Regions from separate parts of the Mus musculus genome. Here region 2 is linked to region 1. Evidence: chromatin contacts called from ENCODE POLR2A ChIA-PET data. All regions are on one chromosome and are shown on one strand. Each heading gives the region's core, a stretch centred on a gene start or an enhancer-like site at or near the end of the contact. The rest is flanking DNA. Distances are from core to core; before and after follow the strand shown. Region 1 holds the start of Radil (Ras association and DIL domains). Region 2 holds the start of Actb (actin, beta).

What was found. ChIA-PET counts read pairs that join two places held with the same protein, here RNA polymerase II (POLR2A).
Region 2: POLR2A ChIA-PET joins it to region 1 with 11 read pairs in embryonic stem cell. The contact joins the promoter of Actb here to the promoter of Radil in region 1. POLR2A ChIA-PET finds 5 or more read pairs at or near these places in 3 of 5 experiments (Patski and embryonic stem cell).

The regions. Positions count from the first base shown.
Region 1 is chr5:142,546,997-142,554,151 of GRCm38, reverse strand. It overlaps Radil (Ras association and DIL domains), which reads left to right and starts at 3,054. Exons shown (of 15, transcript NM_178702.4): 1 at 3,054-3,172.
Region 2 is chr5:142,903,350-142,910,504 of GRCm38, reverse strand. Actb (actin, beta) reads left to right here and starts at 3,751. Exons shown (of 6, transcript NM_007393.5): 1 at 3,751-3,853; 2 at 4,813-4,941; 3 at 5,029-5,268; 4 at 5,723-6,161; 5 at 6,257-6,438; 6 at 6,564-7,155. The coding sequence starts at 4,819. The coding sequence ends at 6,707. Gm38733 (a long non-coding RNA gene) reads right to left here. Exons shown (of 2, transcript XR_003955825.1): 2 at 6,990-7,155.

The sequences.
Region 1 (7,155 bases), core at 1,805-4,304:
CCAGCAACCACATGGTGGCTCACAACCATCTGTAATGAGATCCAATGCCCTCTTCTGGTGTGTCTGAAGACAGCTACAGTGTACTTACATATAATATAAATAAATAAATCTTTTTTTTTTAAAAAAAGAAGAAAGAAAAAGAAAAGAAAGCTGGTTTACTGGGATGAGCCATGTGCTCCCCTAAAATTCAGATGCTGAAGTCCCAGTACCCCGGAATGTTATTGGAGGTGGGGCCTTTAAGGAGGTAATTTTTAGTCGTTTGCAACTGTCTTCATCACTTTTACATTGCTGGACAGAAACAACTGAAAAGAGGAATACTTTCTTGGCTTATGATTTCAGAGATATCAGTCCTTGGTCACAGGCAGAGCATTGCATTTTCGAGCAAACCCTCATGAGGTAACAGAAAGAAAGCAGCAGACAGAAAGTCTTCAAGGATGACAATCCCTCAAAAGCCTGTCCCCGCGACCTGCTCCTTCTGGCTGGGCTCACTCTATAATGTCTTTACAGCCTTCCGAAATAACACTGCCAAATGCTGGCCACACCTTTGAAACGTAAGCCCAGGGTGGATGTTTCACATTCAATCCACTACAGGCCACAGATCATCAGTCATTTAGTACGTAAATAAACAATCTTAGCTGTGTCCCAGTAAAACTTTACAAAAAGTAGTCCAATCTGGCTCCCATGCTGTATGTAAGCAAACAATTGTAGCTGTGTCCCAATAAAACTTTATTTACAAAAACTGTCCAACCTGGTTCCCAAGCTGCAGTTTGGGGTTCTCTGCAGAGACAGGGGTGGGAAGTTTGGAGGTGGGACTTGGGTCATGGTCTGGGATGTGGCAGAAGGAATATCCAAGCCTGAACCCAGCCTCTCTTCCTAGCTCTGATAACTGCCTCTTCAGGTTTGTTATTGTTTGTAGGAAATTGTATGGAAGTATTCTAGTATATTGTTTGGTTACAGCCTCCCAGGCTGAGGTGCATGAGGAGGCTGGTGTGAATGGGGTGGTGCCCTATAAGGGTGCCCTGTAAGGGTCTATGGGGGGCCAGTGAGGTGGTTCAGCAGGTAAGAGCACTGACTGCTCTTCTGAAGGTCCCAAGTTCAAATCCCAGCAACCACATGGTGGCTCACAACCACCCCTAATGAGATCTGACGCCATCTTCTGGTGAGTCTAAAGTCAACTACAGTGTACTTATGCATAATAATAAATAAATCTTTTTTTTAAAGGTCTATGGGGAGGGTACTAGTTCATCATATAGACAAGCCAAGTCTTAATTGACCTTCAGTCAATGGACTTCTGAGAGACACTACATCCTCAGGAAGAAGTTGAATAGTGGGAACCTTTTAAGAGTTAGTGTGTGTATCCGAGCTGGGCTGGGTAAAGCCCCCAAGCATAGGACCTGACAGAAGAGGTGCTCTGTAAATGTCTGTCCCCTTCCCCTGGTCTCAAACATGGGGCCATTACTTTACAGCAGCGGTTCTCGACCTATGGGCCACAACCCCTTTTGGGATTGCATATCAGGTATCCTGCATACCAGATATTTACATCCCAATTCATAACAGTAGCAAAATTATAAAGTAGCAGTGAAATAATTCTATGGTTGGGGGTTACCACAACATGAGTGTTTTAGTTAGGGGTTCATTGCTGTGAAGAGATGCTATGACCAAAGTAAAAGAAACATTTATCTGGGCCTGCTTACAGTTTCAGAGGTTCAGTTCATTATCATCATGGTGGGAAGCATGGCAGCATCCAGGCAGGCATAGTGCTGGAAGAGGAACTGAGAGTTCTGCATCTCGATCCGCAGGCAGCAGGAGGCTGACCATATGTCATACTAGGTGTAGCTTGGGCATAGGAGACCTCAAAGTCCACCCCCACAGTGACACACTTCCTCCAACAAGACCACACCTCCTAATAGTGGCACTCTCTATGGGCCAAGCATTCAAACACAGAAGTGTATGGGGCCATATCTATTCAAACCACCCAGTGAGGAACTGTATTAAAGGGTTGCAACATTAAGGAAAGTTGAGAACTACTTCTCTACAGTATAGTTCTTGACAAACTGCCCACAAAAAGATATACTTCTCGGGTTAGGGTGTGCAGTTTGAGATCACTGAACATACCAGAGAGAAGTCAAAGCAAAATACATTATTTGGGTCAAGGACCTAGAGCTGATTTGGTCCCATTTTGCATGGTTTAAAGTTAGTCTGCCATAATTTGACTTGTGTTTTTAAAATTCTGGCTGCTTAGGGTTGAAGTGATTCAGTTGGTAGAGCATTTGTATTGCATACATGAGGCCCTTGGTTCGATCCCCAGAACTACATTAACTAGGCATGGTAGTGCAAGCTTGTAATTCCAACACAAGGACAATGGAGGTAATAGCATCAGGAGTGCAAGGCCAGCCTTGGTCACATGGAGTTTGAGGCCAATCTGGCATCTATGAGACCCTATCTAAAATGTAAAATAAAATTCTACGAAGGATACATTAAAATTAAAGAACTGGGGTTAAATGCTGACAACACACACTATATACACGTATGCAATTGTCAATGAATAAATAAAAATATATTCAATAAAATAAAAGTCTGGCCTTCCTGTCCCTGGTCAGTTTCATGCATATTCAGTTATGTACCTGTCCATCTTTGTCCACCCCTCCACCTTCGTCCACTAACTGGGGTGGAGGCCAAACACCACCTACTTGATCATAGAGTACACAACCCCAAAGCAGGGGGGCCCAAGAACAGGCCACGCCCTTCTTTCCTGCAGCCCCGCCCCTTGAGATACCACGACTCGACTTTGGGAAACTAGCCCCGCCCCCTTGCCGAGGCCACGCCCACTCAAAGGCCACACCTCTTAGAGAATCGTTCTTACCGTTGGGGACCAGAAGGGGGCGCTAGCGCACAGCCTATCTTTCTCGGTCGGCCAGGCCCGCCCTAATACATGTGACCCCGCCCACTCGAGGCTCCGTCTCTGCCCATTGGGCGCTGAGGTGTCAAGTTTCTGTTCGTCTCGCCCGACTCCCCGCCCTTAGAGGCTCCGCCCCCAGAGGCCCCGCCCCTTCGGAGGCCTCGCCCTGTCCGTTGCGCGGCCGGCAGGAGGCGCTTCGAGCCGGGCGCCAGCTCGGCTAACGGCGGGCGTGGGAGCCGCGCGCGGGGGACGCAGCTGACAGGCTGCGCTGAGGTGAGTGCGGGGCGCGAGAAGGAAGGTCAGCAGAGGCCGAGGATGGCCCAGGAGGTGCGGCTGGGCCACTGCGGGGACCCGCGGAGGGTGCGGAGACCGCGGGCTGAGACACGGGTGGCGGGGCACGCGCTGGGGCGGGGCCGCGCTGGTCACGGTCCCCACGGCGAGTCCGGGCGCGATGGAGGCAGGCTTGCTCGGTTGCCATGGAAACCGGCGAGCGCACGGGGCCTGGAGCGGCCCGGGGGAGCTGCACCTGAAGGCCGGGTGGGCGCGGGTTGCGTGGCCCCGTGGACTTCCAGGGGCAATCCGGGTTCCGTCACTCGTGGCCAAGGGACCTTTCCAGGCCTCAGTTTACCTGGTAGTGCTTTGGAGGTGCAATCTAACCTGGAACAACCCGAAAGAGCTCAAGGCGGGAGTCCCGCACTCGCCCACCAGGATGGTGGTGACACCCCCGCCTACACCCGTCCCGCATCGCGTCTCCTCCCCATCGGTGTGCCCGCGAGAGGCATTGTTTCTCCAGCTATTTCTGTATCATTTCCAGCCAGTCCCCCGACAAGTGCCGCGCCTGAGACAGATGCTGAGCTGGAGCTCCGAGGCCCTCAAAGGGATCTGGCTTCTGTCCCTGGGGAGCCCTGGGATGGGGGCCTGACAGGCTGCAGACCTGCCCGGCCCAGCCTCTGTCGCCTGTCGAGTGTTTGGTTAATCTGAATTACCAAAAAGAATTTGATTACTGGTGTCTCTCGGTGCTGCGGGCCACCTCTTGTGCATTCCAGAGAGGAGCTTCTCTTTAATCCTGCTGGGAGAAGTCAGTCCCTTTTTGCTAAGTGACTAGCGGCCCAAATGAAACCTGATTGAATTATGCTTGCCTTTAAAGCCGCCCTCCAGCTGGAGCCATAAAGATAGGATTTGTGGATGAGGGGAGGAGGCTAATGCGCCGTCTGCAAAGTTGACTGCTCAGTTTTTCTTCTGTTGGAATGATAATGTGTTCCACATTGTCCTGTTGGAACAGAGACGTCCCTCCACCCATGTCAGCCGTCGTTGACCTCACTGCCTGCCTGGTCTCTGTGACTTAACCTTACTTTTTTTCCTTTTCTTTCTTTTTTCTCTTTTCTTCCTTTCTTTTTTTCTTTTTTAAAAAAGCAGAATCGGAGAACAAGAAAAGAGACAATTTCTGAGGCAGCCACGGCGAGAGCCCTGCGTGTACTCTTGACTCTCTGGGACCTGAGCTGTCCTCAAATGTTTGTGTGTCAGAGGCGAGAATGAGGCAGAAAAAGGAAAAGACAGGTCATACTTCCAGAAAAACAGATCTGGTTACCCAGGGCGTACTCGCCTCTGTAGGACTTTCCCTGAATTCCAAGTGGCCTTTTGAGAAACATTTTTGTCCTGTGTGGACAAACAGGCTCCACTCTTGATTCTGTGATTAGGAAGGAAAGAGGTCTACAAGCCACTCAGGGCCACCTCAGGGCCCACTCTTTAGTGGCCGTGGGGAGGATGGGCATAAAAAAAAAACCCAAACTTTCTGAAAAACCAAGAAGCGAAAGCTCGGCATTCACTGGGACTCGGGGCCCTTGAGGAGAGACGCTGGTGAGGAGTGAGTCACACCCACCCAGGTTCTGTCATCTCCTGCTCTTCACACTTTTCCCAGCTCTGTCTTAGAGTCCCTCCGGACAGGAGGGAGGGGCCACTTCTGAGGCTCCAGTTTGCACCCCGTGACCCCAAGACCCTAGGAGGGGGCCTAGTAGTTACACATTTGTACTTTTCCATTTCTCTTGCCTCTTATTTATTTGTGTTTTGAGTCAAACTGCATAGCCACGGACGACCTTGAACTTTAAAAAAATATATGTTTATTTATTTATTTTTTTACCATGCGTCCACATTTTAAATTTTATAGATTTTTTAAATATTTAAATTAATAATATTACTGTCTGTATATGCATGCACATGCTTAACTGGTGCTCATGAGGCACTCAGGGGACAGCTTTTGGGGAGTCCATCCTCTCTGTCTAGTATGTGAGATGTGGAAACTGAACCCCAGGCTTGGCAGCAAGCACCTTTGCCATCTTGATGGCCTAGTGACCTTGACTTTCTGACTGTCCTGTCTCTACCTTCTGAGTGCTGGGATTACAGGCATGTGCCACCTTGTCTGGTTTAATTATGCCGTGCTGAGAACGGAACCCAAGGCTTCATGCATGCCGGGAACTGAGCTATCATTGCTTTCTTCTAGATAGGGTCTCTCAGCTGCAGTTGGCCTGGAACTCATTATATATCCCGGACAGGCCTTGCCATGCAATCCAGCCATAGCCTCCTGAGTGCTGGAATTATATATGGGCATGCCAACTTCCACTTCTCTCCTCACACTTTCTCTGTTTGTTTGTTTGTTTTTTTGTTTTGTTTTGTTTGTTTGTTTTTTGTTTTTCGAGACAGGGTTTCTCTGTATAGCCCTGGCTGTCCTGGAACTCACTCTGTAGACCAGGCTGGCCTTGAACTCAGAAATCCACCTCCTGAGCCCTCCGAGTGCTGGGATTAAAGGCGTGTGCCACCACGCCCAGGACACTTTCTCTTTTTTACAATGTCTCATGTAGCCCATGCTGGCCTGGGTAGCTGAGGGTAACCTAGAGCTCCTCATGCCTCCATCTCCAGAGGACTGGGATTTCAGGAATGCATCGCCATCCCCGCTTAACATCTCTGTCTTGTTAGAGCAGATCTACAGTTAGACTGTACCAGCCTGCTCAAGATGTACAGCCTGGGTATGAGATGCCTGTTCACATCTGCTTAGGATCTGGGTCTTTTAAACATTGGAGTTTGCTTTGTGACATTTCTCCTGCCTGGGGACAGTTTGGCATTGTGTTTATGTTTACTCCTGGACCCAGACTCCAGAAGCCATGGCTTCTATGGCCACAGGCATCAGTGGCTGAGGCCACATCATTGTGAGGCTCCTCCAGTGAAGATGTCTCCTGTGCTACAGGAAAGTGGCAGGGGGGATGAAGTGTTCTGGAGGGCCGTGTCATCCGAGAATTATTCTGGTCTTGAGGGTCCCAAGGAAGGGGTGTGTATGCATGCAGAGGCCAGAGATTAGTCTTGGGAGAGATTACTCACGTGTTGTTCACCTTGTGTTTCTGAGACAGGCTTGGGACTCTAGCAAACTGGCCAGCCAAGGAATCCAATTGTCTTCTTTTCCCCTGACCTAGATTCACATGAGATCTGGGCATGGAACTTTAATGCCCATGTTTGCATGTGAAGGCACTGTCATGTGTGTGCGTGCATACGTGCATGCGTACATGTAGAGAGAGAGAGGGAGGGATGCATGTGAGCATGTGGGAATGTGTGTACTGGTACCCACCACACAAGTGGAGGCTAGGATCACAGAAGCTGGGAGCTTCCTTGGCAGCCTCCTGTCCAGCACACATTTTCAGATGACACGGCCTTCCACAGCACCCCATTCTCTCCAGCCACTTCTGTGAAGCACAGGGGACAGCTCTGCTGGAGAAGCCATGGCCATGGCGTTCATCCCAAGAGCCACCAGCTCTTCTTACCATACCACTTCCTAACTCCTGTAAGGATGAGCCCAGTTAGTAAGGATGTTGGTAATCAGCAGAGACCATTTTCTCTGCTGTGGTGTATGTGGAAGCCATGGTGTATGGAGCCTGGATGTTATCCCCAGTGCTGAGGATGCAGGCATGTGCTGGCTGCCACGCCCAGCTTTTTCCTTGTGCTAGGGACAGAGCAGCATTCCTATCAGCGGAGCCATCTTGCCAGCTCTTTGAAAATGCTTTTGTTGTGGTTTAAGTGACAGTTCCATGCAGGGGAGCATAGTCAGTTCTAGGCTTCTCAGGGGCAGCCGAGGACACCTTTCTCAGGGGAAGACACACAGTGCCCTAACTTTCTCCACAAGAACCTTTTTTGTTGTTTTTTTTTTGTTTGTTTTGTTTTGTTTTGTTTTGTTTTGTTTTGTTTTCGAGACAGGGTTTCTCTGTGTAGCCCTG
Region 2 (7,155 bases), core at 2,502-5,001, 360 kb before region 1:
TTTCCAGAGGTTAATCTCAGACAGTAAGGAAGCAAGTGCCTTTGTCCACTGAGCTACCTAACTCGGGGGGAAAAAAGACTTCCCTAAGTAAATCTTTGCTTCCTTCCCGGAACCAGCGAACGTTCTTTTAGGGCTATCTCAAGGCACATGCTTGCTTTACTCCCTCTGCTCAGAACAGAGCCTTTTGGCTGCTGAGTAGGCAGGCAGCAGATATGGTAACTGAGTAACTCCGAAGCTGTTTGGGAAGAAAGGGCCATCTGCTTTGGCCCCAGGCTATTCCTTTTCTGGGTCATCTTCCCTGATCACTTGCTCTCTGGGCCTGGAGAGGGCAGCCTGAAGCTGGCCCCAAAGGCTGAGAAGTTAATCAGCTGGAGGAACCCACACTCCTGGACAAACCTCCTGTAGGAAAAAGCCCTGCGGAGTCAGGGTTATCAGAGCATGGGTGAGGTGGCCCTGCAAGCAGGCATCCAGTAGACTTTTCCGGTGGTACCCTACGTATGACCAGGGCCTTTGGCTTGCCCTCATTGAACTCTGAGAGATAGAAATATGTACTAAGGAGGAGGTGGGGCCAGGAATTCCAACTTTGGAGCAGTCCTTGGACCTAGTCCCCGGGGACATTCCAGAGGCCACTTTACCCAGGGAGGGGCCCTGTGAGGCAGAGGGCAGGCTGTTAGCTCAGGGGCCCCTGAGTACAGAGGCATTATGGCTGGATCTTAAAGCACTGGGCGCTCTGTCAGGCCCATCTCAGTTTTCTGAACCTGTAAAAAGGGAGTATGTTTTCTGGAACGTTCCAGGCCCTCCCTCATTCATTTAGTGCCTTACTGACATCCTGCTGTCTGCAGGGACCCGCCCTCTTGGACAGAGCTCCTGCTACTGTGACAGGAAGTTCCCCTCTTCCTCAATTTCTCACTTGAAAATGTGCAGCTTAGGGTCTTCCTGGCCAGCTGGGCTTGAATGTCCCCAGGAGAAGTGACATATGGCTTCTGAGAGGAGGATCAGAGAGTGGGCCTTGAATTAGGTTGTAAATATTCTCTCGTCCCAAGGCTTTTCAGGGAAGGGGACCCTTGTGGGGGGAAGTGCACTAAAGCTACAGGTGTCACCCATGCTCTGGGCCAGGCTGTGGCTGCCAGCTGGGTGCCTGACAGTAACAGTGACAGCTCTTTGTGAGGGCAAAGTTCTCTGGAGAAGGCCAGCTTCACTTCCTCTGCCTTCCCCTTCCTCCACTTCCTCTTTTCCCCACCCCCACCCTGTTCTGTGCTTTCCGTCTCCTGTCTGCACCCCAAACTTAACAGCTGAGGCCCCCTCCACCTCTGCCGGCCTCTCAGGGACCTCTCCTTTGTCAGGGCTGAGGACACCCAGACGATCTCTCATTCATTCCACAGAACAGAGCCCCTCAGTGTGTGTGTGTGTGTGTGTGTGTGTGTTAGTGGAAGGAAGTGGGGGGTGATGGGGCCCCTCAAAGGGCTGGCTTGTTTTATGTTGTCCGGGCTGGGGGAGGTGCTGAGTTATTAAGACTAGCCTGAATAGGCACCATGACTGTCTTCATAAGCACACAGGAAGCTGAGGCAGGAAGAGCAGGAGTTTGAGGCCAGCCTGGGCTACATAGGGAGCCACTGTTTCAAACAAAGAAGCTGGGCATGGTGATATATGCCTGTAATCACAACACTCTCGGGATGTAAAGGCAGAAGGATCAGTTCAAGTCTATACTCCACTACATATCAAATCTGAGAGCAGCCTAGGCTACCTGAGACCCTGTTAAAAACAACCTCCCACCCTCAATTTCCAACAAACCAAGAGAAATCCCCCCCACGCCACCCCCAAGAATGTGAAAGAGAACACTGGAAAATGATCATTGCAGACAAGACAGACCAGAATTGTTTCAGAGGTCGGGTGGGGCTGAGGTGCCTGCCCCTTGACCAGTCCCAGGACTGAGAGGTGACAAAGTGGCAACACAGGTCCTGCCTGGGAATCTGGTCTGCTCTAACCTAGTAAAGCTGTCTGGTGTCACCCAAGAGGCTCCCTCCACATCCTGCACCCCTGATGGCTGATGGCATCTTTCTCCCTTGCACCCCACCAGGGTTCTCCTGGGAATACTCTGGGCTCTCCTTATTGACAGGCAGCATTTGCCCTGCCCCACCCCCACCTGTGACTTGCAGGACTGGCAGGTCCTTGGGCAGCTGGCAAACTGCCTGAGCAACTGAGAAATACAAGGCCAGGGCCAGGGCAGTCCTGTCCCCCGGAGGCAGGGAGGAGACTGCCTGGGAAAGTTCTCTCAGGGTTGGTGACTGCAGAAGACTTTTGTCAAATTTTTTTTTTTTTTTTGGTGGGAAAGATAACTAGGGGTGTGTTTCCAGTTCACAGCATATGCTGGGGTGATGGTCACCTCTTCCAGACAAGGCCTCAGCAACTTCAAAATGCCCTGCCACCAGCCAAGAACAAGGAAGCTGGCCACTGTAGTCCATATATGGATGAAGCCTTCTTTGGTTTCAACACCTACACTTTGTGAGCCAGTGAACACCTACCTATGCATGCACTGAGGCACGGCAGGCCCAGAGCATCTCACCTGAAGCACCCTTCTTGCCTAAATCCAGCTTTCTGTCACACTCTCCCAGAAGGTGCGTGTCCTTCTAAGCTAAGCTGAGGGATCCGGCCCTCAACCCTGACCCCGTGTGTAGCTCTCAGCCAAATAGCTGGCTTGCTAAGTAGAACACTGGTACTTAGGTGAGGGGGACAGGGGCTGCTTCTCTCTGGAGGATTTGGGGCTCCGGTGACCACCAACTTTTCCCTGAGCAGCTTGTCACTCCCAGAATCCCCACGGCTGGCAGATGGACTAGTGCACAACTCAGCTGTGGCTGCACATAATAAATAGAGGATAGATGGTGGGCCCCAGCCCAGCGATGTCTGGCAGTCACCCAGAGACACTAGCTAACGGCCCAGGCTTAGTCTTGCCTGGGTGTGATCAGGCAGTTCTCCAAAAGTGCCTGACTCCATGAGAAGTTTTGTTTGTTCTATTGAGCACAGTTCCTTTCTAGATCCGGGGCAGGGGATATCTGGAGGCATCTTCTTGCAACACCTCCAGTTATTGGACCACTGGGGCTCGCCCTATGCTTGGGATAGGATGGCCTTGAGTCTCTAAGAGGTCAAGATCCATGAAAACCTCTCCAACCAGAGTTCTGCTTCCAAGTTGAACCCCAACACACCTAGCAAATTAGAACCACAGCAGAAGGGGCCCCCCCGGATCTGGCTTTCCGGCTATTGCTAGCAATTGCTAGCAAGGGGGAGTGACTCTCTGTCCATTCAATCCAGGCCCCGCGTGTCCCTCAAACAAGAGGCCACACAAATAGGGTCCGGGCCTCGATGCTGACCCTCATCCACTTAAGTGCTCGATATCCACGTGACATCCACACCCAGAGGGTCCTGGGGTGGTTGGGTGACCCCCAGAATGCAGGCCTAGTAACCGAGACATTGAATGGGGCAGTGTCCACAAGGGCGGAGGCTATTCCTGTACATCTGGGCCTACGGAGCCAGCACCCATCGCCAAAACTCTTCATCCTCTTCCTCAATCTCGCTTTCTCTCTCGCTTTTTTTTTTTTTCTTCTTCTTTTTTTTTTTTTTTTTCAAAAGGAGGGGAGAGGGGGTAAAAAAATGCTGCACTGTGCGGCGAGGCCGGTGAGTGAGCGACGCGGAGCCAATCAGCGCCCGCCGTTCCGAAAGTTGCCTTTTATGGCTCGAGTGGCCGCTGTGGCGTCCTATAAAACCCGGCGGCGCAACGCGCAGCCACTGTCGAGTCGCGTCCACCCGCGAGCACAGCTTCTTTGCAGCTCCTTCGTTGCCGGTCCACACCCGCCACCAGGTAAGCAGGGACGCCGGGCCCAGCGGGCCTTCGCTCTCTCGTGGCTAGTACCTCACTGCAGGGTCCTGAGGATCACTCAGAACGGACACCATGGGCGGGTGGAGGGTGGTGCCGGGCCGCGGAGCGGACACTGGCACAGCCAACTTTACGCCTAGCGTGTAGACTCTTTGCAGCCACATTCCCGCGGTGTAGACACTCGTGGGCCCGCTCCCGCTCGGTGCGTGGGGCTTGGGGACACACTAGGGTCGCGGTGTGGGCATTTGATGAGCCGGTGCGGCTTGCGGGTGTTAAAAGCCGTATTAGGTCCATCTTGAGAGTACACAGTATTGGGAACCAGACGCTACGATCACGCCTCAATGGCCTCTGGGTCTTTGTCCAAACCGGTTTGCCTATTCGGCTTGCCGGGCGGGCGGGCGGGCGGGCGGGCGCGGCAGGGCCGGCTCGGCCGGGTGGGGGCTGGGATGCCACTGCGCGTGCGCTCTCTATCACTGGGCATCGAGGCGCGTGTGCGCTAGGGAGGGAGCTCTTCCTCTCCCCCTCTTCCTAGTTAGCTGCGCGTGCGTATTGAGGCTGGGAGCGCGGCTGCCCGGGGTTGGGCGAGGGCGGGGCCGTTGTCCGGAAGGGGCGGGGTCACAGTGGCACGGGCGCCTTGTTTGCGCTTCCTGCTGGGTGTGGTCGCCTCCCGCGCGCGCACAAGCCGCCCGTCGGCGCAGTGTAGGCGGAGCTTGCGCCCGTTTGGGGAGGGGGCGGAGGTCTGGCTTCCTGCCCTAGGTCCGCCTCCGGGCCAGCGTTTGCCTTTTATGGTAATAATGCGGCCGGTCTGCGCTTCCTTTGTCCCCTGAGCTTGGGCGCGCGCCCCCTGGCGGCTCGAGCCCGCGGCTTGCCGGAAGTGGGCAGGGCGGCAGCGGCTGCTCTTGGCGGCCCCGAGGTGACTATAGCCTTCTTTTGTGTCTTGATAGTTCGCCATGGATGACGATATCGCTGCGCTGGTCGTCGACAACGGCTCCGGCATGTGCAAAGCCGGCTTCGCGGGCGACGATGCTCCCCGGGCTGTATTCCCCTCCATCGTGGGCCGCCCTAGGCACCAGGTAAGTGACCTGTTACTTTGGGAGTGGCAAGCCTGGGGTTTTCTTGGGGATCGATGCCGGTGCTAAGAAGGCTGTTCCCTTCCACAGGGTGTGATGGTGGGAATGGGTCAGAAGGACTCCTATGTGGGTGACGAGGCCCAGAGCAAGAGAGGTATCCTGACCCTGAAGTACCCCATTGAACATGGCATTGTTACCAACTGGGACGACATGGAGAAGATCTGGCACCACACCTTCTACAATGAGCTGCGTGTGGCCCCTGAGGAGCACCCTGTGCTGCTCACCGAGGCCCCCCTGAACCCTAAGGCCAACCGTGAAAAGATGACCCAGGTCAGTATCCCGGGTAACCCTTCTCTTTGGCCAGCTTCTCAGCCACGCCCTTTCTCAATTGTCTTTCTTCTGCCGTTCTCCCATAGGACTCCCTTCTATGAGCTGAGTCTCCCTTGGATCTTTGCAGTTTCTGCTCTTTCCCAGACGAGGTCTTTTTTTCTCTCAATTGCCTTTCTGACTAGGTGTTTAAACCCTACAGTGCTGTGGGTTTAGGTACTAACAATGGCTCGTGTGACAAAGCTAATGAGGCTGGTGATAAGTGGCCTTGGAGTGTGTATTGAGTAGATGCACAGTAGGTCTAAGTGGAGCCCCTGTCCTGAGACTCCCAGCACACTGAACTTAGCTGTGTTCTTGCACTCCTTGCATGTCTCAGATCTATCCATACAGTTTCACCTGCCCTGAGTGTTTCTTGTGGCTTTCTGAACTTGACAACATTATTTATTTTTCTCTACAGATCATGTTTGAGACCTTCAACACCCCAGCCATGTACGTAGCCATCCAGGCTGTGCTGTCCCTGTATGCCTCTGGTCGTACCACAGGCATTGTGATGGACTCCGGAGACGGGGTCACCCACACTGTGCCCATCTACGAGGGCTATGCTCTCCCTCACGCCATCCTGCGTCTGGACCTGGCTGGCCGGGACCTGACAGACTACCTCATGAAGATCCTGACCGAGCGTGGCTACAGCTTCACCACCACAGCTGAGAGGGAAATCGTGCGTGACATCAAAGAGAAGCTGTGCTATGTTGCTCTAGACTTCGAGCAGGAGATGGCCACTGCCGCATCCTCTTCCTCCCTGGAGAAGAGCTATGAGCTGCCTGACGGCCAGGTCATCACTATTGGCAACGAGCGGTTCCGATGCCCTGAGGCTCTTTTCCAGCCTTCCTTCTTGGGTAAGTTGTAGCCTAGTCCTTTCTCCATCTAAAGGTGACAAAACTCCTGAGGCCATAGTACAAGTTAAGTCTGATTTCTGTCACTCTTCTCTTAGGTATGGAATCCTGTGGCATCCATGAAACTACATTCAATTCCATCATGAAGTGTGACGTTGACATCCGTAAAGACCTCTATGCCAACACAGTGCTGTCTGGTGGTACCACCATGTACCCAGGCATTGCTGACAGGATGCAGAAGGAGATTACTGCTCTGGCTCCTAGCACCATGAAGATCAAGGTAAGCTAAGCATCCTTAGCTTGGTGAGGGTGGGCCCTGTGGTTGTCAGAGCAACCTTCTAGGTTTAAGGGGAATCCCAGCACCCAGAGAGCTCACCATTCACCATCTTGTCTTGCTTTCTTCAGATCATTGCTCCTCCTGAGCGCAAGTACTCTGTGTGGATCGGTGGCTCCATCCTGGCCTCACTGTCCACCTTCCAGCAGATGTGGATCAGCAAGCAGGAGTACGATGAGTCCGGCCCCTCCATCGTGCACCGCAAGTGCTTCTAGGCGGACTGTTACTGAGCTGCGTTTTACACCCTTTCTTTGACAAAACCTAACTTGCGCAGAAAAAAAAAAAATAAGAGACAACATTGGCATGGCTTTGTTTTTTTAAATTTTTTTTAAAGTTTTTTTTTTTTTTTTTTTTTTTTTTTTTAAGTTTTTTTGTTTTGTTTTGGCGCTTTTGACTCAGGATTTAAAAACTGGAACGGTGAAGGCGACAGCAGTTGGTTGGAGCAAACATCCCCCAAAGTTCTACAAATGTGGCTGAGGACTTTGTACATTGTTTTGTTTTTTTTTTTTTTTGGTTTTGTCTTTTTTTAATAGTCATTCCAAGTATCCATGAAATAAGTGGTTACAGGAAGTCCCTCACCCTCCCAAAAGCCACCCCCACTCCTAAGAGGAGGATGGTCGCGTCCATGCCCTGAGTCCACCCCGGGGAAGGTGACAGCATTGC